Linked DNA regions of Homo sapiens: all the other regions are linked to region 2. The links are chromatin loops, found by intact Hi-C in ENCODE. Cell type or tissue: HepG2. All regions are shown on one strand.

What was found. Hi-C counts contacts between places; a loop is a spot of excess contacts. Peaks named below come from ENCODE experiments on the same cell type or tissue, not always from the same donor. Only the 100,000 strongest peaks of a DNase experiment are listed, where the experiment ranks them.
Region 1: a loop joins it to region 2, with 11 times the contacts of the local background. A loop is called at or near these places in 37 of 110 quality-filtered maps.
Region 3: a loop joins it to region 2, with 24 times the contacts of the local background. A loop is called at or near these places in 4 of 110 quality-filtered maps.

Annotation. Positions count from the first base shown.
Region 1 is chr20:51,612,652-51,620,651 of GRCh38, reverse strand. It overlaps ATP9A (ATPase phospholipid transporting 9A (putative)), which reads left to right. Exons shown (of 28, transcript NM_006045.3): 20 at 1,609-1,698; 21 at 1,846-1,990; 22 at 3,098-3,162; 23 at 6,820-6,975. Among named protein-coding and RNA genes, the nearest start is that of NFATC2, 74 kb to the right of the region's middle. In HepG2, a CTCF peak has its summit at 4,361 (motif pointing right); no DNase peak of the experiment used is centred here.
Region 2 is chr20:51,367,960-51,375,959 of GRCh38, reverse strand. It overlaps LOC105372663 (a long non-coding RNA gene), which reads right to left. Exons shown (of 3, transcript XR_936848.3): 2 at 7,107-7,363. Among named protein-coding and RNA genes, the nearest start is that of MIR3194, 81 kb to the left of the region's middle. In HepG2, a CTCF peak has its summit at 3,485 (motif pointing left); a DNase peak (open chromatin) is centred at 3,479; H3K27me3 peaks cover 2,938 bases.
Region 3 is chr20:52,146,796-52,154,795 of GRCh38, reverse strand. It overlaps ZFP64 (ZFP64 zinc finger protein), which reads left to right. Exons shown (of 6, transcript NM_018197.3): 6 at 1,368-3,518. The coding sequence ends at 2,650. Among named protein-coding and RNA genes, the nearest start is that of ZFP64, 41 kb to the left of the region's middle. In HepG2, a CTCF peak has its summit at 3,954 (motif pointing right); a DNase peak (open chromatin) is centred at 3,955.

The DNA.
Region 1 (8,000 bases), 240 kb before region 2:
GGAACTTGAACTTCCCAACATCCATAAGTCACATCAACAGGAAGGCTGTTGATGTGACTTATGGAGCGAATGCGTGTGTTAGATGAGCTTCCTGCAGGCATGAGTTACAGAACTGGTGGCTGTGAGCTCAATGTTAATGAATCCAGGTGTCTTTAAGTAGAAACGCACATAAAATAAGGTTATATATTTATGAAGATATTGCAACCAGGGGCAAAAACCTAACCCTGTATTTCCCCTACAGGTGATGGTTTAGTATTTGCTAATTCAGTGTTCACAGTGACTTTAGAAAACATAGCTACTATGAATAATGAGAATTGACTGTCTGTTCTAGAATTCAGGGATTGCAAACTAATGACCTATGTGCTAGCCACCTGTTTTTCTAAACAGCAGGTATTTTGTTTTATTGGAGTGTAGACAGACCGGCTCGTTTGCATATGGTGTACGACTGCTTTTGGATTACAACGGCAGAGCTGAGTGGTTGTGATGGAGACCATGTGGTCCTCAAAGCCTACAATAGTTAACATCTGGTCCTTTACAGAAAAGTGGCCCAGTCCCTGCTAGGTGCCTGGCTCTGCATACCTGGGCTACAGCATACTAGCCATGTGCCTTTAGTCAGGTTAGCAGATGTCACCATGCTTCAGTTTCCTTAGGTGCAAAATAGAGCTTCTTCTTTTTGGCACCTCATAGAGCCGTTGTGAGAAATAAATGAGAAAAATCCACCGAATGCATCATCCAACACCTGGCCGAAAATGAAAGTACAGGCTTTTTTTTTTTTTTTTTTTGAGACAGAGTTTTGCTCTTGTTGCCCAGGCTGGAGTGCAATGGCATGATCTCGGCTCACCGCAACCTCCACCTCCCAGGTTCAAGCGATTCTCCTGCCTCAGCCTTCCCAAGTAGCTGGGATTATAGGCATGTGCCACCAAGCCCGGCTAATTTTGTATTTTTAGTAGAGATGGGGTTTCTCCATGTGGGTCAGGCTGGTCTTGAACTCCTGACCTCAGGTGATCCGCCCACCTCAGCCTCCCAAGGTGCTGAGATTACAGGTGTGAGCCACCGTACCTGGCCCCCCCCCCCCTTTTTTTTTTTTAAAAGACGAGTCTTGCTCTGTTGCCCATACTGCCAGTGCAGTGGCATGATCTCGGCTCACTGCAGCCTCTGCCTCCTGGGTTCAAGTGATTCTCCTGCCTCAGCCTCCCAAGTAGCTAGAATTACAGGCACCCACCACCATGCCCAGCTAATTTTCTATTTTTAGTAGAGAGTGGGTTTCACCATGTTGGCAAGGCTGGTCTCAAACTCCTGACTTCAAGTGATCTGCCCGCCTCAGCCTCCCAAAGTGCTGGGATTACAGGCATGAGCCACTGCGCTTGGCCAGTACAGGCATTTTTAGTCCTGGGGGAAATTGTAGGTGGTGGTTGGCACATGGGCTCTCTTGATTCCTGCAGAGTCAACCAATAGGATTCCATTTGGTGCTGCCTCTGGTGGCAGGGGAGGGGAGGGACCCTTGGCTGGGGTGGCCGTTGTCTTCATGTGGGCTCCTGGAAGCCACTGTTTGTTGTTCTATCATGTCCGGAGAGCAATGCCTCCTTCCCCATCTCTGTTCCCTTCCAGGTGACCAACCGCGGGGAGGCTCACCTCGAGCTGAACGCCTTCCGCAGGAAGCATGATTGTGCCCTGGTCATCTCGGGAGACTCCCTGGAGGTGAGCTTGGGGACCCCTGAGAGCCAGTCCTCCCAGCAGCCTGGGTCTTACCCGGCTTCGGCAGGGGCACTGCAGGCTCGGCAGCGACCTCCACCAACGCACCACCTCTCCCTCCACCAACGCACCACCTCTCCCTCCACCCTGCAGGTTTGCCTCAAGTACTATGAGTACGAGTTCATGGAGCTGGCCTGCCAGTGCCCGGCCGTAGTCTGCTGCCGATGTGCCCCCACCCAGAAGGCCCAGATCGTGCGCCTGCTTCAGGAGCGCACGGGCAAGCTCACCTGTGCAGTAGGTAGGCGAGGCTCAGGCTGTGCTGCTGGCCCTGGCCTGCCGGTGCACCAGGCTCCCTTTCCCTAAGGATATTTGGACACTGCTGCTCTTTCTTCAAATTCCCCAGGCCCCTTTGTTCAGGTCATGATTTTTCTCCACCTCTCAGACTTTGGCTCTTTTTGTTATTATTTTTAATATTTCCCTTGGAGAGTAGATAAGCACGTGCCAGGCCTCTACTCCTTTGCCAGTGGCTCAAGAGTGCAGCCTTCCAGGGGGTGGAGACCACACACTGTGGGGTTGGATCTGGGTTCAAATCTTTCCACTGGCCTTTGCCAGTGGGTGCCCCAGGTGGCTTCTTTCACCCATCTGAGCCTCGGTTTGCTTATGGTAGAATGGGAATAATAATTGTGGCTTCCTTAAATGGTGTCATGAAGACTAAAAGGGGTCACCTTTTTTTTTTTTTTTAAGACGGAGTCACACTCTGTTGCCCAGCGGGAGTGCAATGACACAATCTCAGCTCATTGCAACCTCCGTCTCCCGGGTTCAAGTGATTCTCCTGCCTCAGCCTCCCGAGTTGCTGGGACTGCAGGCGTGCACCACCACGTGTGGCTAATTTTTGTATTTTTAGTAGAAACGGGGTTTCTCCATGTTGGCCAGGCTGGTCTCGAACTCCTGACCTCAGGTGATCTGCCTGCCTCAGCCTCCTAAAGTGCTGAGATTATAGTCGTGAGCCACTGCTCAGCCTAAAAAGGATCACCTTTAAAATGTGCTTGCCACGCTGCATGGAAAGCGTCCAGTAAGAGCACTACAAGTTGCTGCTGATGGTAATCCTGGGGTATCCCGGCCTCCGAGGAGGACAGGTGGTGGTAAATGCCTATGTGGACACAGTCCCACTGCTGCTGCTCAGTGCCGGGACCCTTGGCAAGCCGCCTGGGCTCTCTGACACTCAGCCACTCTGCCTGTGAAACAGGATCTTGGTAGTCAAGGGGTTGGAGAGATGGAATGGACGGGGCAGGCCAGGCACTCAGCAAGCGCTCCGTGAAAGACGAGAGTGCGGTAAAGACAAGCATACATTCTTGGTTAAGGTAAGAATGAAACATCTTTTCTCTCTGGTCTGTGTGGCTCGCAGGGGACGGAGGCAATGACGTCAGCATGATTCAGGAATCTGACTGCGGCGTGGGAGTGGAAGGAAAGGTGAGAGTGTTTCCCTCTGCTCGGCTCCACTTGCTGTAGTTTCTTGGTTCTTTTTCCCTCAAAGACACAGCTTTAAGCCTTCTGGAAATTCCAGATAAAGAATGATAAAACATAAGGAATCATGTGTCACAGTTACCTTGTGTCACTGGGAAGATAGAGGTCTGTATTGCTACATCTTACAGACAGATGAATGTTGGCTTTTTGTTTGCCACGACCTGAATTTAAAAAAAGAAAAAGTGTTTCTAGGCCCGGTGTGGTGGCTCACGCCTGTAATCCCAGCACTTTGGGAGGCTGAGGTGGGTGGATCATCACTTGAGGTCAGGAGTTTGAGGCCAGCCTGGCCAACTTAGAGAAACCCTGTCTCTACTGAAAATACAAAAATTAGCTGGGCATGGTGGTGGGTGCCTGTAATCACAGCTACTTGGGAGGCTGAGATAGGAGAATCGCCTGAACCCGGGAGGCAGAGGTTGCAGTAAGCCGAGATTGCGCCACTGCACTCCAGCCTGGGCAACAGAACAAGACTCTGTCTCAAAAAAAAAAAAAAAAAAAGTTTCTCTATATTCTTAGGGTATGGTAAGTATACTTCAGACTTCTCTGGGACAGTCAGCGTTGTCAGTAAAAGCATTAGTTATCCTGCTCTGTGCTGATCTCTTGGGCGCTATGGAAGAGTGTGGCTTAGTTCACTTCTCACCAAAAGGCCTTGGCAGGTATAATTTTTAAAAGTTGGTGTGTTAGGAAATATTTTTTCTGTCTTTTTCTCCTTGCCAATTGTGCGCTTGCCTCTTACAGTTTACTCGGCCCTAATTTGTGACCTCTAAATGACAAGAGGCAAGAAGATGGGTCACCGAGTTTGTTAGGACTGTGTGTGAAGGGCTGGAAGCGGTGGCTCACGCCTGTAATCCCAGCAGTTTGGGAGGCTGAGGCGGGAGGATCACTTGAGCTCAGGAGTTCGAGACCAGCCTGGCAAACATGGTGAAACCCCGTCTCTACTAAAAATACAAAAATTAGTGAGATGTGGTGGCACATGCCTGTAATCCCAGCTACTCAGGAGGCTGAGGCAGGAGAATCACTTGAACCCAGGAGGTGGAGGTTGCAGTGAATCGAGATTGAGCCACTGTACTCTTGCCTAGGTGAAAGAGCAAAACTCCATCTCAAAAAAAAAGAAAAGAAGTGTGTTTGAAGTATAGGAGTGCCAAGGCCCGGAGGGGGCAGCAGAGATGCTCCCCTGTCCATCCTGTTGCATAGCTTCATGACTTTGGCTGACCCATAGGGCTTTTTTTCCCCCTCTTTACCACCCTTTCTGGTTCTCTGGTTCTCAGCAAGATGACGATGATTTAAAGTTGTAGAGTGAAATGATTTTTGAATGAGATATATCAGAAGTCTGTATAGATTCCCTGAATACAGTTTTTAAGAAGCATGTTTTTGAGTTTAATGGCATTCTCTACCAGTTCTTAAAAAATTAAAGCATTTTCCCTTCTATTAAAAATGGTATTCTGGTTCCTTTGTTTCTTGGGATATAAAATAGTGCTCACTATAAAAAATTAAAAGAATCTAGGCCAGGTTCAGTGGCTCACACCTGTATTCCCAGCACATTGGGAGGCCGAGGTGGGCAGATTACCTGAGGTCAGGAGTTCAAGACCAGCCTGGCCAACATGGTGAGACCCCGTCTCTACTAAAAATACAAAAATTAGCCAGGCATGGCAGTGGGTGCCTGTAATTCTAGCTACTCGGGAGGCTGAGGCAGGAGAATTGCTTGAACCCGGGAGGCAGAGGTTGCAGTGAGCGGAGATTGTGCCACTGCACTCTGGGTGACAGAGTGAGACTGTCTCAAAAATATATATAACATAAAATAAAAGAATCTAGAAGTAAAACGCATCTTTTCTTTTAGGTAACTGCATCAAATGAGTAACACTGGTTATTCTCTCAACATTTTTTCTGTGTGTATATTACTGGTTATGAGTGTGTATATATTTGCTATCTATACAAATATCTTACACATGTATATATATGTAATTTTCATGTATTTTTTTAAATTGAAAACACACTGTACATTTTGTTGTGCAGCTTACTTAAATCTGCTACATCATGGATTTGTTCCTACATGAGAGCATACAGAGCCATCACTTCTTACTCTGACTCTACCTTTTTATTTTGAAAAATGTCAAAAGTTGAAATACAACAATGGAAAAGTTGAAATAGAACAGTGAGCATTCATCTACCCTTCACTTTGGCCAATTGTTACTATTTGCTACATTATCTTTCTTTCTTTGAATCAGTAGAAAGTAAATTGTATGTAATGTTACCCCTAAATATTTCAGCTGGATCTCTTTAGAACAAGGACATTCTCCCACACAAAGAAAGTAACATCATAACCACGCCCCACCCCCCGCCCCGCCCCCCCAGGCACCCCCACCCCATGTAACATCGATACAATGCTACTATATAATATTCATGCTCAACCCCGTGTTAACATTGATATATAATGGTACTGGATAATATTCATGCTCAAATTCCCCCATCTGTCCTCTGAGTGTCTTCACAGCTTAAGTAATAAAAGCTCCAGGAAGGATTGCAAATCACATTTATTAGCATGTCCTCATGTTTCTGATCTTCTTTATTGTAGAACACGTTTCTCTCTTTTTGTTTGGTTTGGTTAGCGGGTGTTTTGTTTTTCATGTCAGTGACATTTTTGAAGCATTCAGGACAGTTGTAGTGTCTCACGGCACACAGTTCTTGAACCCATCAGATTGATTCGGTTCCAATTCTGGTTTGGCATGAGCACTGTACAAGGGGAATTGGTGTTCTTCCTGTTGTGTCGTATCCAGAGGCTCTCATGTCCCTCTGTCCCTTTATTGCTGGCTGTCACTGCCTTTTAAAATGAGAGAATTCGGCCAGGTGCAGCTGCTCATGCCTGGAATCCCAGCACTTTGGGAGGCTGAGGTGGGCGGATGGCTTGAGCTCAGGAGTTTGAGACCAAACTCGGCAACATGGAGAAACCCCATCTCTACCAAAAATAACTAAATTAGTCAGGTGTGGTGGTGCATGTCTGTGCTCCCAGCTGCTCAGGAGGCTGAGGTGGGAGGATGGCTTGAACCTGGGAGGCAGAAGTTGCTGTAAGCCAAGATCACACCACTGTACTCCAGCCTGCGTGACAGAGTGGGACCCAGTCTCAAGAAAAAATAAAAATTAAAAAATACAAAATGAGAGAATTCCATTATATGGTTGCACTGCAAGTTATTCCCACTTCTGTGAGTGTGCAGAGCTGTGTATTCAGGAATATCCTATCTAATATTGTTAGTAGCTCTGGGTTTTTGCCTCTTGTTTAATTAGCTCTTAAGGGAACTGAATGTTTTAAAATATCTATTTTTAAATGATTCTTTGCTACTTATGGGGTGGGCTGAACTCCCAAAGTATTAGATCCACTTGACGTCCAAATTATAACTATATGTGATTCGGAATGGTTTTTATTTAAATAAATTCCCCTTTTAAAATCAAATTTAGACTTGGACCACCAACTGCATATAGCTTGAAACCAAAGAATTTCTTTCTTGAAGTTCTTCAAAGATTTCCTACAATGTCTTGCTTTTTCAGTGAAAGAAAATGTGTTTGCCCTGACCTCTTGTGCTTCTGATGGTGCCTAATTTTATTGGATTTTAGGAAGGAAAACAGGCTTCGTTGGCTGCAGACTTCTCCATCACTCAATTTAAGCATCTTGGCCGGTTGCTTATGGTGCATGGCCGGAACAGCTACAAGCGGTCAGCCGCCCTCAGCCAGTTCGTGATTCACAGGAGCCTCTGTATCAGCACCATGCAGGTGAGTGGACAGCTGGCCCCTCTGCACATGTGCCTGTGGCTATACCATGTAGGTGGGTGGGCAGCTGCTCCCTCTGCACATGTACATGTGGCTATGTAATTATCATGGAAAAAGCCTGGGAATTAGATTATGCTTTGGAGCTGTCACCCCTACCTCGCCAGTTTAAATCCCCCACCTGGCTGCATTCCAGCTGATAGACCTTGAGCCAGTCCCTGAACTTCTTGGTGCTCAAGATTCCTCCCCTGTTAAGCGGTGCTGGTCATTCCTGCCATGTGGTGAGGATGTGTGCGTTAGCAGTGGTGACATCCAGTGCCTGGCATGGGGCAAGTGGAGTGTACATGAGTTATTTTAATTGTGGGTACGTTGTTATAATTTGTTTGCTGGAGTGAAAGACGCAGAGTTAAATGCTGAATGACTATTCAGGCCCTGGTTTTTCACCTTTTGCAGAGGTAAGGGCCATCAGAGAACAACCACTAAAGAAGAATGTACTTTGCTTGTGTGCCTCCTGTACCTTAGGCATCAGGCTAAGTGTTGACAATGCAGTGTCTCACATAAGCCTCACAATAGCCTGAGCCCATTTTACGGATGGGGAGGCTGAGGCTGAATATGGATGAGAAATTTGTGGTGTCCCGCAGGGATTCAGTCAGCTCAGGCAGGTGGACCTCAAAGCCTGCAGTCACAATCTGAGTACCTTCTTGATACACTCGTCATGGAGGGCCTGGGACCGTGTCCACTTGCAGGGGTCAGCATGACACTTGGCACTGAGATTGACTCAGCATCACGGTTCTGTCTTCCAGCAGAGCCTAGTAGGGGAACTGAGTTTAATTATTATGATCACGAATACCCTTGGAAGTTAACATCTTGTTCCCATCTTGCTTTTTCATAAAAGGATTCTAGAGTATATATTTTCTCACCTTCTCTCTCACAAACTTCTTCAAAATCTGTCATCATAGGCCAGGCGCAGTGGCTCATGCCTGTAATCCCAGCACATTGGGAGGCCGAGGTGGGCAGATCGCCTCAGGCCA
Region 2 (8,000 bases):
CTAGACAGCAACGGTGGCTACAGGCACAGAGGCTACAGTGTCAGCTGCCCTGCGTTCAGGGAGCTGGGCAGGGAGCTTGTTCCAGTGTCTTCCATTTGCCCTCCAGGTTCACCCTCAGCTCTCTGGGCCTGGGAGGCGGACCATATGACCAGCCTCTCCGGGGCACCTCTGGCTTTCAGAGGGTTCCTTCAATAGGAGGTGCCAGCAAGAGATGGAAGGTTGGGTGTTCATGCCGTGGCCTGGATATGTCCCTCAACAAAAGCCACTGTCTCTCCAAGTGGCCCTCTCCATGGGGTGCCATCCCTCCCGGTCCCAGAAACTGCTCTCCTCCTTAACCTCTTCGGGCCTTGGGGCGGCAGAGGTGCCCCAGTGCTGATAGCTCTGGGGGATTCATCTTGCATTACGTTTCCCCTCTCTCCTGTGCCTTTGTGAATAATCCATTAAAACTCTCCTCAATTTACTCCTTTGCCTGTGTAGCCTCCTTCTGGGTTCCTGGTTTCTGGCCTGCTATCGTCTGTTCCCTTCACAGAAGCCAGAGGGATCCTTTTCAATATGAGCCAGATGATAGCACCTTTTGCTAAAGCCCGCCAAAGGCCCTGACCTCACTCAGAATAAAAGCCAGGGTCCTGCTATGATCTGGCCCCCAGCTACTCTCAGACCACCTCATCCCTCCAGCCACGCTGCCATCTTGCTGTTTCTTGAAGAAGCCAAACACGTTCCTGCCTCGGGGCCTTTGCACTTGCCAAGCCGTCTGCCTGGAACGCACTTCCCCCATCCCCTGCATGGCTCTTTGGGTCATGTTCCACCTCCTCAAAGAGGCCATCCGTGGCCACCCTAGCTAATGTATCTGCTCCACCACCCTCCCTCGCAATACCTGGGGTCTTGTTTGGGTTGAGTGCCTATGATAGGATCACTCTCCCACCTGTCTTCCCCCGAGAAGGTCAGTTCCTCGAGGGCAGAGTCAAGTCTGCCCAGTCCACAGTTGTGCCCACAGTGACCAGAAGTGCCAGGCATGTGGTAGGTGCTCTGATATTTGATGAATGAATGGGGACATTTCCCATGCAGCTTTCTCTGGAATTCTTGGCTGCCGCCTGCCTTCTAACAAGTCCCTTGACTACAACCTGTATGGTCCGGGGACAATGGGGGGATGTTTGAGGAGACACAAGCTTTCTCCTGCAATTCATCCAACCAGAACCCCAAATTAGAACCAAATAACTCCTTTGGTGTCAAGGCTAGAGCAAGAGAGAGACAGAGATAGACAGTGCCTGCTGGAGGAACAGTGGAGCAGGGCCAGGATGGGAGGCATCATAAGAACAGTGTGGTCGGCTGAATTATGGCCCCAAAGAGGTCCCCGCCCTAATCCCCAGAACCTGTGAATATGTTACCTCATAAGGCAAGAGGGATTTTGCAGGCGTGATGATGTTAAGAACTCTGAGACAGGGAGATTATCCTGGATTATCCAGGTAGACCCAGTGGAATCACAAGGATCCCTATGGAATGGAGGCAGGACCGTCAGAGAAGATGTAATGATGGACAGAGAGATCGGAGTGATATGATCCAAGGAAAACAGATGGCCCCAGGAGCTGGAAAAGGCAGGAAACAGAATCTCCCCTAGAGCCTCCAGAAGGAAGGCAGCCCTGCCAATATTTTGATTTTAGGACCTCTGCCCTCCGGAACTGTAAGATGTTAAATTTGTGTTGCTTTAAGCCATTAAGTTTGTGGTAATTTGTTATGGCAACAAGAGAGAACTCATACAAAGAGTAATATCTGCTCTTTCCTAACTGCTTATCAAGTGTGTGCCAGCCGCTGCAGGAGCCGTTCCCAGCACTCTGCAGAGCAAGGGCTCTTGTTATCTCCATTTCACTGATTAGGAAATGAGAGGTGATATGGCTTCCCCGGGGTTGCATGGTGAGTGGCTGAGGCAGGCCGGAAGGCAGGTCTCCTTGATCCCAGAGCCCACATTCTTCCCACTAAGACACCCTGCTTCCCCGGTGCACTCACACTTCTTTGGCCTTCCATTTCCCGTTTGTCACCCATGGGCCACCTCTCACCTTGGAGTTTCACAGCCCCTGGCTGCTTTATGCAGAGAAACGGCCAAGACAGCCTCGCCCAGTGACCCCACCTCTCTGAGCCTTGGGGTGTTTCCTGGCCTCAGTCTTCCCTGCCTGGCCCCTGGGAGGATCCAACATGAGGGCGCCTGTTCAGAGAACTTGCAGGCCTTGTTGGGTGAGTCTGTATCAATGCCTGGCCAGTGACCCATCCCTCTGAGCTGCACTTGGAGGCCAGAGGGTGGCGATTCTCCTGACTCCATTGTAAAGCCCAAGACAACCTCGGAATCTGATTGGGAGAGTGGATTTGCATCTGTTGCCTGCCTGGGCTGGGTGCTCTTGCACATTTGCTCAATCCATCTGAAGCCACCTTTGACACTTCTAATGCCATCATCCGCATTGCACAGCTGGGGAAACTGAGGCCCAGAGAACTGTAATACGAGCTCCAAAGCATTCATTTATGCACCCAACAGGTATTTTTTGATGCCAACCTTGTGCCTAGAACAGAGTGTTTTGGACACGGCAGTGGAGCTTGTGTCCCAGCAGGAAGGATAGACTGTATAAACCATAAGAACAGAAGAGTTCAGCAATGGGTGCCTCGGGAAAAATTAGCAGCAGGGAGGGTGCGGCTGGTGGTGCTTCTGGCAGGGGCTGTGATGTGCCTGGTGTTGTGCTATATATACTGGTTCCAGGATTTCTGTCCCCGAGCCCTGCGGCCATCCCGTAAGGTGGGGCTTTCCTCATTTCTCAGATGAGCCGGAGGCTCAGAGTGGGTGCAAGCTGGTGACCCTGCAGCTGTGCAGTGGCAGAGTGACGATTTGAACCCAGGTCTGTGTGCACCCAAAGTGGATATGCTTGCACCCCCTAACCTTGCCCCCAACAGGGATTCTGTGGCCCTTAGAGGGTGCAGCCCATGAGGCTCTGATCCCTGGGGGCTCTGATCTCTGGACCAAAATGCATCCAGGGACTTCCCTGTTTGCCAAGCAAGAACGAGGGGTAGGAGCAGGCAGGGGCGAACCGTCGAGGAGATTTATTTTGGGGAATCTAAAAGCCTGAGTCTGGCCAAGAACACTCCAGTAGAAATGCACGTTTTCTCCATGTGAACATTATGAGCCCCAGAAATCTGACTTCCCCCTGGCCAGGCTGGTGGGAGATGGCCTCTGTGTGGCCCGGAGTCCCCAGGTACCCCCTAAGTAGGTACAGCTGTCGGGCTTCTGTGCTTGGAAACGTTCACATGCTACTGACACTAGATACTTTCCTTCCTAATGAGCTTTCCCCCGCACAAACAACTGGATGTGGAAAGATCCATCCTCTGCGCCCAGCCAAGGCAACCTGTGGGTAGAAATTTCCCTTTAGGCTGAGCAGGGAGGCCCGTTCTAAGGTGAGGAGTATTTCCTGGCCACTGGGAAGACACTGGAAGGGACTCTTGGTGGAGCCCCACTGCCCTCTAGAGGTACGGATCCCCAAGCCCCACTGAGGATGCTCAGATCCAGGGCCTGGGGCTCTCCCGGGACCTGCTGCAAGAGTGGCTTCCACAGGCTTCCCTGCAACCTCCTCCAGCCCCTACCCCGAGTCAACCTTTCCCTGACCTCCGTCCATTTGCTGAGTTAAGAGAAGTAGGACATGTCCAGCCTCCAGCCAAGTCAGGTCCCTGGACCGTAGGCTGTAGCTCAACGAACTCGGCTTGCTCTGTCCCAGACAATGGCACACATCCCTGGGAACTGCTGCCAGTCCTCTCCGGAGACTTTTAAAGCCACAAATCCCGAGGCGATCAGGATGCCCCATGCCCCCTAATTAATTCAAACCCAACATAATGCTGTACAGTAAGAGTAAGGAAGTCTAAGACACTTCGGAGTTTTGCGTGATGGCTACCTTGATGTCCTTTTTGTTTTCTAAAATAAACATCCTTCAAATTATTAACAAAAAAATGTTTGGGGCACTGCTCTGATTGAAATCACTCTTGCAAAAATTGTGACAATGAGAAATTGTGACAGTGAAAGAGATCTGACCTAACCGACTCCATCTTGCTTCTCACCTCCAAGCTGCCCTTGTTCATTCCTGGGCATAGGTAACTTTGGGAGGAAGTTAGTTTATAGTTTAACTTTGAAACAAAGATGATAACAGCCCATTCCCGAAACAAACCTCCTTCTTGCCTGGGGACCAGACTGCCTTTGTACAACTAACAAGTGAGCCACAAGATCAGAAGTTAACTGCTCAGGAGTCATGCAGCCAGAGGCCAAAATATCCCTAAACTTCCCAATTTCTCCTATAACACTGGTATTATAAAATCTAAGATTGCTGTTTGAGGGACTTTGCAGACCCTGCACTCAGCTGGGATCACCCAGATTGATCAACTGGCTCATCTGGTCCTGTGGCCTGCATGTAGGAACCAACTCAGTGCAAAAGGACAGCTTCGACCCCCTATGATTTCATCTCCAACCCAACCAGTCAGCATTCCCCACTCCCTGCCCCCCTGCCCACCAAATTATCCTTTAAAAACCCCAGTCTCTGAATTTTTCAGGGAGACTGATTTGAGTAATAATGAAACTCCGGTCTCCCATTCAGCCGACTCTGCGTGAATTAAACTCTTTTCTCTATTGCAATTCCCGTCTTGATACATTGGTTCTATCTGGGCAGTGGCAAAATGAACCCACTGGCGGTTACATGCTGACATGTGAATGACATTGTTAACATGTAAATACTCTTTCGTGAAGTTTGGCTCTTGCTTAGTGAGTGGGTACCATGTGCTCCGCAGCTCAGAGATCATTCACCGAGACCTCAGGACAAGCCTATGAAGTGGTACTGCTGTTGCTGTCATCATTTTACAGATCACACAGCTGAGAAGTGAAGTCTTGGAGGCTCGATTTGGGGCAGTCTGATTCTGACCGTTAGGTCACCCTTCTTTTTTGCTGAATTGGGTCACCCAGCAAGGAAACCATCTCTGGCATCCAGAGCTTCCATCTCAGAGGGGAGTTGAAGCAAGGACACGCCATGGTTTCCACGCCTCCTCCGAGTCTCTGGACTCTCCCCACGTCTCTCCACATCTATGGGTCACACTCCAATCCTGTCCTGTGGTCCAGTCCCTGTCCTCTCTCACCAGATGGCCACAACAGCCTCCTCCAGCCCCTTTGAGACAGTGATGCTTTCCAAGGGCACACATTAGCATGGTGCCTCCCGGAGGAAAGCTGAGTTGTCCAGTGCTTCCAATGCCTTTAGGATAACTCAGATGCATCCTCAGAGCTCAGCCCTTGCCCCTTCCTCTGGGAAGCCCTTCTGGCCTTACTCGTCTCCCCCTCAGCACTTCTCCTTCCAGAACCCACTGAAGTTGTAACTTAACATGTGGTGTGTGATCATGTAACCCATCTCCCCACTGCTGGACTCTGAGTCCCCTGAAGATGAGGACTCTGCGTGGGCTCCCACTGTGTCCCTTGGGCTGACTTCTGTGTCCTCAGTCCTCCACCTCCAACCCCCATGACACAGAGCAGGCACTCTAATATTTGCTGAGTAAATGAACACATAAATGAATGAATGAGGCTGGGCATGGTGGCTCACACCTATAATGCCAGAACTTTGGGAGGCCGAGGCAGGCAGATCACCTGAGGTCAGGAGTTTGAGATCAGCCTGGCCAACATGGCAAAAACCCCGTCTCTACTAAAAATACAAAAACGAGCTGGGTGTGGTGACGCATGCCTATAATCCCAGGTACTTGGGAGGCTGAGGCAGGAGAATTGCTTGAACCCGGGAGGCGGAGTTTGCAGTGAGCCGAGATCGTGACGTTGCACTCCAGCCTGAGCAACAGAGTGAGACTCCATCTCAAAATAAATAAACCAATTAATTAATTAATTTTAAAAAATGAATGAATGAAAGCAAAGTGCAGTAGGTGCTCCCAGGAGGGAGAGATCCCATCTTGATGGTGGGTGGGAGGGGGACCAGGGAGACTGTGGAAAAAGTGGCACTAGAGTCAGAACGTAGACATGCGGAGAAAGGGGGGAGGGCACTGTATGAGGAAAGGCACGGGGATCGGACACTGTGCCACATCTCCGGGGAAGAGAACCCTTTTACCAAGCCTCCGAGATCCTTGCAATGTGGTCACAGTCTGCCATGTTTTGTGGTCACACTCAAACTACGTTTCAGCCATAGCAAGCCGCTCACAGCTCTTCGACTGTCCCAGCTCAGGCCTTTCCGCTGCTGTCTCCTCTCCCTGCCGTGCCCTCTCCTTGAGTACTAGGCTGCTGCAGTCCAATCCGGCTTTCCACCCAAAGGCTGCAAAATGGTGACCTGCAGGCTGGACCTGGCTTGGGGATGTTTTTTTTTCATCCACCCAGTGTTTTTTTTTTTTTTTTTCTTCTTCTTTTAAGGCAGGTTCTTGCTCTGTCACCCAGGCTGGAGTGCAGTAGCGTGATCTCAGCTCACTGCAACCTCTGCCTCCCGGGTTCAAGTGATTCTCGCTCCTCAGCCTCCCGAGTGGCTGGGATTGCAGGCACCTGCCACCATGCCCAGCTAATTTTTTTTGTATTTTCAGTAGAGACGGGGTTTCTCCATGTTGGCCAGGCTGGTCTCGAACTCCCAACCTCAAGTGATCTGTCTACCTCAGCCTCCCAAAGTGCTGGGATTACAGACGTGAGCCACCGTGCCAGGCCTCTTTTTGCTTCTTTTAATAAAAGCACTTGAAATTCAGATGTCTTTACCAAAAAAAAAATGTTTAGATTTCTACTTTCTTTTGAAGAACTAGATGATCTGGCCACACTCGCCCCACATCCTTTTTGGTGACCATGAGTCAGAGCTGAGTAGCAACCACCTCTTTGATGGGGGCACGTGTTGTCAACTGGCCACCATCTGCCCCTCACTGTGGCATTACCCTCCACCCACTTTATTCATCCTCGTCACGCACCCAGGCCCTGCGGGACCTCTCCACACACATATGGAACTCAGGTAGCCCTGCCCATGGGATGCCTGGTGCACGTGCCCATGTCTTCTCTAAGCCTCTGTACTAGGCATTGCTGCAGAGGGGCCCTGCTCCTGAGGCTGGTCCTTCTCAGCATCCAGGGCTCAGCTTACCTGTTATACCTTCGGAGAGGCCCTCCCTGGCTACAGCGGGCCCACCCGCCCCATGGCAACACTGTTGTTCTTGCTCTCTGCTTGCTCCTTTTACTGCTCTCCCTCCAATGTGTCATCCAGTTTCTGTTTTCGTGGAGTTGGCCTCCCCCCAGTGCAAAGTCAGTTCCATGAGAGCAGGCATCAGATCTGTTGGGATTGTGGCTGCATCCCCAGGGCCTCGCAGCGTGTCTGGAACACGGTAGGCATTACATCAATATCTGTGGGACACAAGAATGAAGGAATGAAGGAAGGAAGGAATGAACACACAATTGCTATTCTCCAGGAACTCCCACTTAGTAGCAGGGCAGGGAATAGACCTTATAGACTAGAGGGTGTTGAATGGTGATGACTCCCTCCAACCCCCGCCCCACAAAAGACAAATCCAGTAAAAAACATGTGAATGTAAACTTATTTGGAAAAAGGGTCTTTGTGGATGGAATTAAGTTAATGATCTCAAGGTGAGATCACCTGGATGATCTGGGTGGGCCCTAAACCTAACAACAAGTGTCTTTAAAGAAGAAAAGAGATCACAGACATGGAGGAGACGTTCAGGAGAAGATGGAGACAGAGGCTGGAATTCTACTATCACAAGCTAAGAATCCCTGGAGCCATCAGAAGCTGGAAGAAGCTGGCCAAGATGCCCCTGTGGAGCTTTCAGAGGGAGCACAGCCCTGCTGACACACGGATTTTGGACTTTTGGCTTCCAGAACTGCAAAAGGATGGTTTTGGGCCATCCGGTGTGTGGTAATCTGTCATGGCACCCCCAGAAAATGAATACATTGACCAAGCACAGATGCCTAGACATTCATGCGACCTGCAAAGGGGCTTTCAAGATGCCAGGGCTGCAAGTCTCCA
Region 3 (8,000 bases), 780 kb before region 2:
GTGTTTCAGTAAAACTTTATTTATAGAAACAGGCTGTGGGCAGGATCTAGCCCATAGGCTGTAGCTTACTCTTCCTTGTTCTAGAGTTTAGTATGCATGATCTTGGTGGTATTCAGTCATACAAAGCATTTTTTTCAAGTTTAGGTTTAGGCCTCTCAGTGTTCTAGAAGCTTGTTCAATTGCCTCCTGCCATCTTTGTTTGCATTCATTAAGCAGCTCATGGTGAAGTAGCAGATCCTATGTCAAAAAGCTGGAACACCATCCCAGTCTTGTGGGTTTATGACCTAAGAAAGCAAACATCAGTTATATGCACAGATAATTACCTAGCATCTAAAGATACCAGTTGTGGAGTCAGCCTGGATTGGAATCCAAGCCCTTCTTTGTACTACGGGGCGACCAAGAACAAGTTATGTAGTCTGTCTGGGTCTCAGCCTTCTCCTCTGTGTAACTGTGTTAAAAAACAATATTAATAATAGCACCCACCACAGGGCAATCTTCCCAGCATCAAGCGAGACCATGCTTGTGGAGTGCTCAGCATAGCGCCTGCCATCCCGGAAGCCATCGAAGAATATTAGCTGCTATTTTGCTTACTTAAACAATGTTGAGATGAGGGGTCGCCAATTTGCTTGAATTGTCATTGCCTCAGATAATTTGGACTTGGCATTCATTGAGGAAGTAAATTTGGAATATGGTATCCAATCAGATGTTTGCAATTTCACTTGCCTTGCTCATCTTTCAGCGAATATGAATTTTTTTTAAAAAAAATCAAGCAGCTGGATTTTGTAACTTCACAAGTAAAGAACGCAGCTGGCAATATGGGATAAATAAATTTTGTGCAAGAAACACATCTTTATTAATAAAGATCTGCATGAAATATAAGCTGGGTGTTTCAGTCATTGTAAAACCATACTCCAATGAGTGCAGCACGGAGCTGACCCATTCGAAAATATATTGTTGAATCTGTTACAACATGTAACTCAATCAAAATCAACGGGTTGTGCAAAAGTCTTCAACTGTGAACCATTAACTAGCAGAGTGGGCAAATTAACTGTATGAAAGATAGTTTGAGTGTTTTAAAGAATATAACAAGTATACTTGTAAATCTTATTTTATCTGGGACAATTAAATTGCTCTTTTCGATCTCCCATTTTTCTTCTGGGTTTGATACCGGTGGTGGTGGTTTGGGTTCCGGGGAAAGATAAAGACGCCCTGCCCCTCTTCCCCCACTGCCAGGGGCTGCTAGAAGCTGCAGTTAGGAGGTCTGCACCCACCCACCTTGTATAAGCGATTTTCTGGTGTGTGCTTCGGGGGGATCCGCTGTGGTTGTTGCCTGCCTGTTCTTATCGAAACTCACCTTGTGTTGACAGGGGACGCCCCCTTCCAGTGCTGGCTCTGTAGCGCCAAGTTCAAAATCAGCTCGGACTTGAAAAGGCACATGCGGGTGCACTCGGGGGAGAAGCCTTTCAAGTGCGAGTTCTGCAATGTCCGCTGCACCATGAAGGGGAACCTCAAGTCGCACATCCGTATCAAGCACAGCGGGAATAACTTCAAGTGTCCTCATTGCGACTTCCTGGGTGACAGCAAAGCCACCCTCCGGAAGCACAGCCGCGTGCACCAGTCGGAGCATCCTGAGAAGTGCTCGGAATGCAGCTACTCCTGCTCCAGCAAGGCCGCCCTGCGCATCCACGAGCGTATCCACTGCACCGACCGCCCTTTCAAGTGCAACTACTGCAGCTTCGACACCAAACAGCCCAGCAACCTGAGCAAGCACATGAAGAAGTTCCATGGGGACATGGTTAAGACTGAGGCTCTAGAGAGGAAGGACACCGGCAGGCAGAGCAGCCGGCAGGTGGCCAAGCTGGATGCCAAGAAGAGTTTCCACTGCGATATATGCGATGCCTCCTTCATGCGGGAGGACTCGCTCCGCAGCCACAAGAGACAGCACAGTGAGTACAGTGAGAGTAAGAACTCGGACGTGACCGTTCTCCAGTTTCAGATCGACCCCAGCAAGCAGCCCGCCACGCCCCTCACTGTGGGACACCTCCAGGTGCCCCTCCAGCCCAGCCAAGTGCCCCAGTTCAGCGAGGGAAGAGTCAAAATCATCGTTGGGCATCAGGTGCCCCAGGCGAACACCATCGTCCAGGCTGCCGCCGCTGCAGTGAACATCGTCCCGCCTGCCTTGGTGGCCCAGAACCCAGAGGAACTCCCAGGGAACAGCCGGCTGCAGATCCTGCGCCAGGTCAGTCTGATCGCCCCCCCTCAGTCCTCGCGGTGTCCGAGCGAGGCGGGCGCAATGACCCAGCCGGCTGTCCTGCTGACCACCCACGAGCAGACGGACGGAGCCACTCTGCACCAGACTCTCATCCCCACGGCCTCAGGTGGCCCCCAGGAAGGCTCTGGCAATCAAACTTTCATTACCAGTTCGGGTATTACTTGCACTGACTTTGAAGGCCTAAACGCCTTGATTCAGGAGGGGACAGCAGAAGTGACAGTGGTGAGCGATGGAGGCCAGAACATCGCAGTGGCCACCACAGCGCCACCGGTCTTCTCCTCCTCTTCCCAGCAAGAACTACCCAAGCAGACCTACTCCATCATTCAAGGGGCAGCCCATCCAGCTTTGCTCTGTCCCGCCGACTCCATTCCAGATTAGTGCTTAAAAAAACAAAAGGAGTGGGGGAAAGGAATTGAGAAAAAGAAATCTTAAGTAGAATTCTCTAAAAGGTTTGCTCTTAATGTTTTCTTTGTTTTGTTTTGTTTTTGAGACGGAGTCTCGCTCTGTTTCCCAGGCTGGAGTGCAGTGGCGCTATCTTGGCTCACTGCAACGTCCGCCTCCCAGGTTCAAGCGATTCTCATGCCTCAGCCCTCCGAGTAGCTGGGACCACAGGTGTACGACATCATGACTGGCTAATTTTTGTATATTTAGTAGAGACGGGGTTTCATCATGTTGAACTCCTGACCTCAAGTGATCTGCCCACCTCAGCCTCCCAAAGTGCTGGGATTACAGGTGTGAGCCACCATGCCTGGCCGTGGTTTGCTCTTAATGTTTTTAAGGATGGTTGTGAATCCCCCTGGCCCCATAATAAATTGTAATTTTATACTGCTTACTATAATTTTTTTAACACTGTAACAACTTTGAGACCACCTCTGAATCGTCGCATTATAACTGTTGTAGAATCTTAAATGTTACCAAGATGATTCCAATGAGGGGTTGGAATTAAATGCATTAAGTAGTGAATTCATGTGTTTGTTTCCAACTTGATTTTCCAACTCTAATAAAGGTTTCTGTCCATCTTATTACATTTGTGTAGTAAATGGTACTTCCCAGCCTCTCTTTTGCCCCATTCTGGAATACTCCCCAGAGTTTGGGGGTGTTCATGTTTTATACATGTAAGTCTGTTGGCATGAAGGACCATTTTCTACATAATATGACATGGATACTTGACCCAAAAAAAAATGTTTAGTGCTAATGAGCAGAAAATGAATGGTTCCATAATAAATTGATATCTGATTAAAATATACTGAATGTTAATGATTCTTTAGAGCCAAGGTGGGATTTGGGAATGATGGGGCGTGAGTCATTAATCAAAAACAAACTGAAGCAGCAAAGGTTTTTAGTCCTTTCATAAACGTCACACAATCATCTTACCTCCTCCACAGTCACATTAAATAGATGTGGTACCTAAAGTGATAAAGTGATCCATCCCACTGTTGTTTTCATTTTGAAACTTCAGACTGACAATCCTGGCATTTCTGTTTAGACACAAAAATGATCAAAGTTCCTACTAACAAGACAGAATTTTCTAGAATACCATTTTTGAGATGTTAATATCTGTGCAGAATCCAGATGAGTGGACTGAGAGAGTACCTAGATTTTTTCCAAAGCATAGGTTGTATTGAGAAGAGGAAAATTCAGATTGTGTTGTTTTACATTGAAATGCTGTTTGATCAGTAGGTGGTGCCAGAGAGCAAGCTAGAATCATCCATATTTGTACCTTAAGCCATTCTGTAAGGTTGTAATAGCACTCATTTCTGCTGTCAGCAAGGATTGGTGAGGAGGGGAGGTTACTCTTGGGACAGAAGCATATTTAGAATATTATGAGAATACTTAGATACATTTCTACCACTTTTATTCTTCTTTCTTTGATCTGTAATAGTTGGACACAATTTTGATGACTTGCTATATTTGCCATAATTTCTTTATTTTCCTATCATCAATGATAATAGTGAGTTATTAACTATGTTTTTGGTAAGAAACAGAAAAGGCTTGCAGTGTACAATGTTAGTGATTTAAATAATTTTGTCACTTTAAACTTATTGCTTACAGCCCTTTAGAAAAACTGTTCTGCTTTTGAATTTCAGCTGGGAAACTTCCATTGTCATGGTCCTATTTCCTATGTCTTTCTCTTTTCCCACTTTTTTCAACCATAAAGGATTTTTTCCTGATTATAATGTGTATTCAAGATAGAAAATATGAAAAACAGAATATTACTAGGAAAAAAATAGAAGTTACTAATAATCTTACTGTCCAGATATAAACTATACAGATTGTAACCATTTTGATGGACTTCCTATCAGTCTTTTTTTTTTTTTTGAGGTGGAGTCTCACTCTGTTGCCCAGGCTGGAGTGCAGTGGCGCAATCTCAGCTCACTACAAGCTCCGCCTCCCGGGTTCACACCATTCTCCTGCCTCAGCCTCCTGAGTAGCTGGGACTCTAGGCACCCGCAACCAAGTCCGGCTAATTTTTTGTATTTTTAGTAGAGACAGGGTTTCACCGTAGCCAGGATGGTCTCGATCTCCTGACCTTGTGATCCACCCACCTCGGTCTCCCAAAGTGCTGGGATTACAGGTGTGAGCCACCGTACCTGGCCCCTATCAATCTTTTTTTATGCTTACGTATATATGTTTTCTACTCCAGTTATGAAGTTGTAGTTTAATTAAGCATAATATTTTTTATATTCTATATTTCCTTTTGTATCCTTAGATCTCTACCTACCAGCTGCCTTCCATATATAATACATACACATACATACATACATACACATGCATGCATAGAGATGTACACACATGCATATTTGATTTGTTGGTTGTTTTGTCTTTTTACAAACAAAACAGTAAAACTTACTCTTTGGAATAAATTATACACAGAATTGTACAAACACCAAGCCAACAACTTCCAGCCCCTCCGTATTCTCACCCCACCCAAGGTAAGTAATGTTAGGTGCTCTGTGTTCTTACCAATATACGTAGACTCAAAAGATAACATAGAAAAGGTTTTTCCTAGTTCTATAGTAATTGTATCATACTCTGTACATTTCTCTGCAACTTGCTTTGATTATTCCATTTATTGACAGTCCTGTGGGTCAACAAAACTAGACCTAGTTTTTTTAAATAAGTGTTAGAGACATGCCAGGCTTTAGTCCGTCATCTTGCTATTATGATTCTTCAGGTTGTTTGGGGAATATTTTTGCCATTACGACTGCCCCAGTAAACTCTCATATTCAGCTTTTTTTTTTTTTTTTTCTGTAAGTAGATTCAAAAGTGTAAGTTTCACGGAGTTTCCATAGTTTGTACTTGCATAAATACGGATTAATTTTCACAATGATAGTCTCATCCCTGATGTGAGCTCAACTACCTTTGGAAGTTTTATCACTCTGCTGCGTGAAAATGGTTATCTGGCCTTTGTGCACTCCCCTAGCTGGTGCTGTGGTCTGCGTTTTCTGAGACGTCTCTGCATAGGGCTGGTTGACCATGTGTGCTTCTCTCTTCTATGAACTTAGAACTCTTACTCCCTCCTTTTGGTTGTTGGGAAGTTGGGGACATTAACCCGACATCAGTCACACATTGCTGAGTTTCTTCCCCTCCTGTCATTGTCTTTTGACTTTACCTGTGGGGCTGTCACCATATAAAAATGACTGTCTTTTTCTGTAGTTAGATTCTTCTGTCGCTTCATTTGTGGCACGTGTGTTTTCTAAGAACGTCCATCCTTCCCCTGAGATTAAACTGGTTTTCCCTTTAGTGTTTTTACTGCTTGCTTATTTGTTTTTCAATGGCTCCTTGCTGCAGCCAGAATTCTTTTTTTTTTTTTTTTCTTGTTTTGAGACAGAGTCTGGCTGTCGCCCAGCCTGGAGTGCCGTGGCGCGATCTCAGCTCACTACCTGCTCTGCCTCCCAGGCTCAGGTGATTCTCCTGCCTCAGCCTCCCACGTAGCTGGGATCACAGGCGTGTGCCACCACACCTGGCTAATTTTTGTATTTTTAGTAGAGACGAGATTTCGCCATGTTGGCCATGCTCGTCTTAAACTCCTGGCCTCCAGTGATCTGCCCACCTCGGCCTTTCAGAGTGCTGGGATTACAGCTCATGCCAAGAACTCATATTTATATGTTATGATGAACAGGTTTGACTGTCCACTTATGCCAGGACCATTTGTTAAATATTATTTTCCTGAAAACTGAAATCCTAATTTAAGCCATCGTGTAGATAAAGTTCACAAATATACTTCCAGAACTTCTTTATTCTGGAAGATTATAGATCTGAGATTCCCAAAGAAGATCTGGCTGGCCAACATGACATATTTGATTATACTAGCATTAAGGTAAGCTTAATCTTTTAGACTTACAAAGCTTCCCCCAGCTATTATTTTCCAAAATGTTCTTAGCAATTCTTAGATATTTATTCTTCCAAAGGAACTGTTATTTTATCCAGTACCTAAACCACCCCCACCAAAAAAGAAAACCTTTTGGAGATTTTTATTGAAATTGCATCAGTATTTTATATGAACTTATCAAAAGCACAACTATGAAAATATTAAGTCTTCCACCCAATTTTGGCTCACTGCAGCCTCCACCTCCTGGGTTCAAGAGATTCTCCCACTTCAGCCTCTTGAGTAGCTGGGATTACAGGCGCCTGCCACCATGCCTGGCTAATTTTTTTGTGTGTATCTTTAGTAGAGATGGGGTTTCGCCATGTGGACCAGGCTGGTCTTGCACTCCTGGCCTCAAGTGATCCGCCTGCCTCGGCCTCCCAAAGTGCTGGGATTACAGGTGTGAGCCACGGTGCCCGGTCCTGTGTTTTCTTATTATTCCATAATTTTATCATAATTGTGAATAGGAATTTTTGCATTTGTTGCAAACATCAAGAAAAGCCAAAATAGGGTATATTTGTCTATATTAAAGAAAAATTCTCAGTAATGAATGGTATTTATTAGAAATTCTTGGTCTCTGATAAATATGATTTATAATTATCTGATATAGTCTTTTATTTTCAGATTGTTTCATCTCTTCCTTTAGAATATTTTTACTACTTATTTTGTTTTCTTGTCCTGTTGCTTTAGCCAGAACCTCCAAACAATGCTGATACAGCTGGCATCCTTGCTGTGTCCCTAATTCTAACTTCAGAATTTTCCAATGTAATATACACCACTCCTTTGGATAATGGTTTTTATGGTACTTAGGTCATTTTCTTCCACTCCAGTTTTCACTTAGAGTGAAATTGCTTGAACCCAGGAGGTGGAGGCTGCAGTGAGCCAAAATTGCGCCACTGCACTCCAGCCTGGGTGACAGAGTGCAACTCCATCTCAAAAAAAAAGAAACACAGACCTTATATAATGAAAATAGACTACATAATTTGACTGAATAATGTTTACAATGGAGTTAAATAAGGGTTTTTGAGTGGAAGACTTAATATTTTCATAGTCATTCTTTTGATAAGTTCATATAAAATACTGATGCAGTTTTACTTATCAGGGTAGCTTGCTGAATTTTATCAAATATCTTCTTAAAATTGTTAGCCGTAAGTATTTGGGTTTTGCACTTAAATATGTTGACACAGTGAATTTGTGTAGCATATAGCCTGGTATGTTAAGTCACCTTGCATTCCTGGAAGAAATCCTCTTGGTCATGTTGAATTATTCTTCCAAAACACTGCTGGATTTCGTTTTCTAATATCTTATCTGGAAGTTTTGCAACTCTAGTTCATGTGCTACATAAGAGCATTTTGGTCA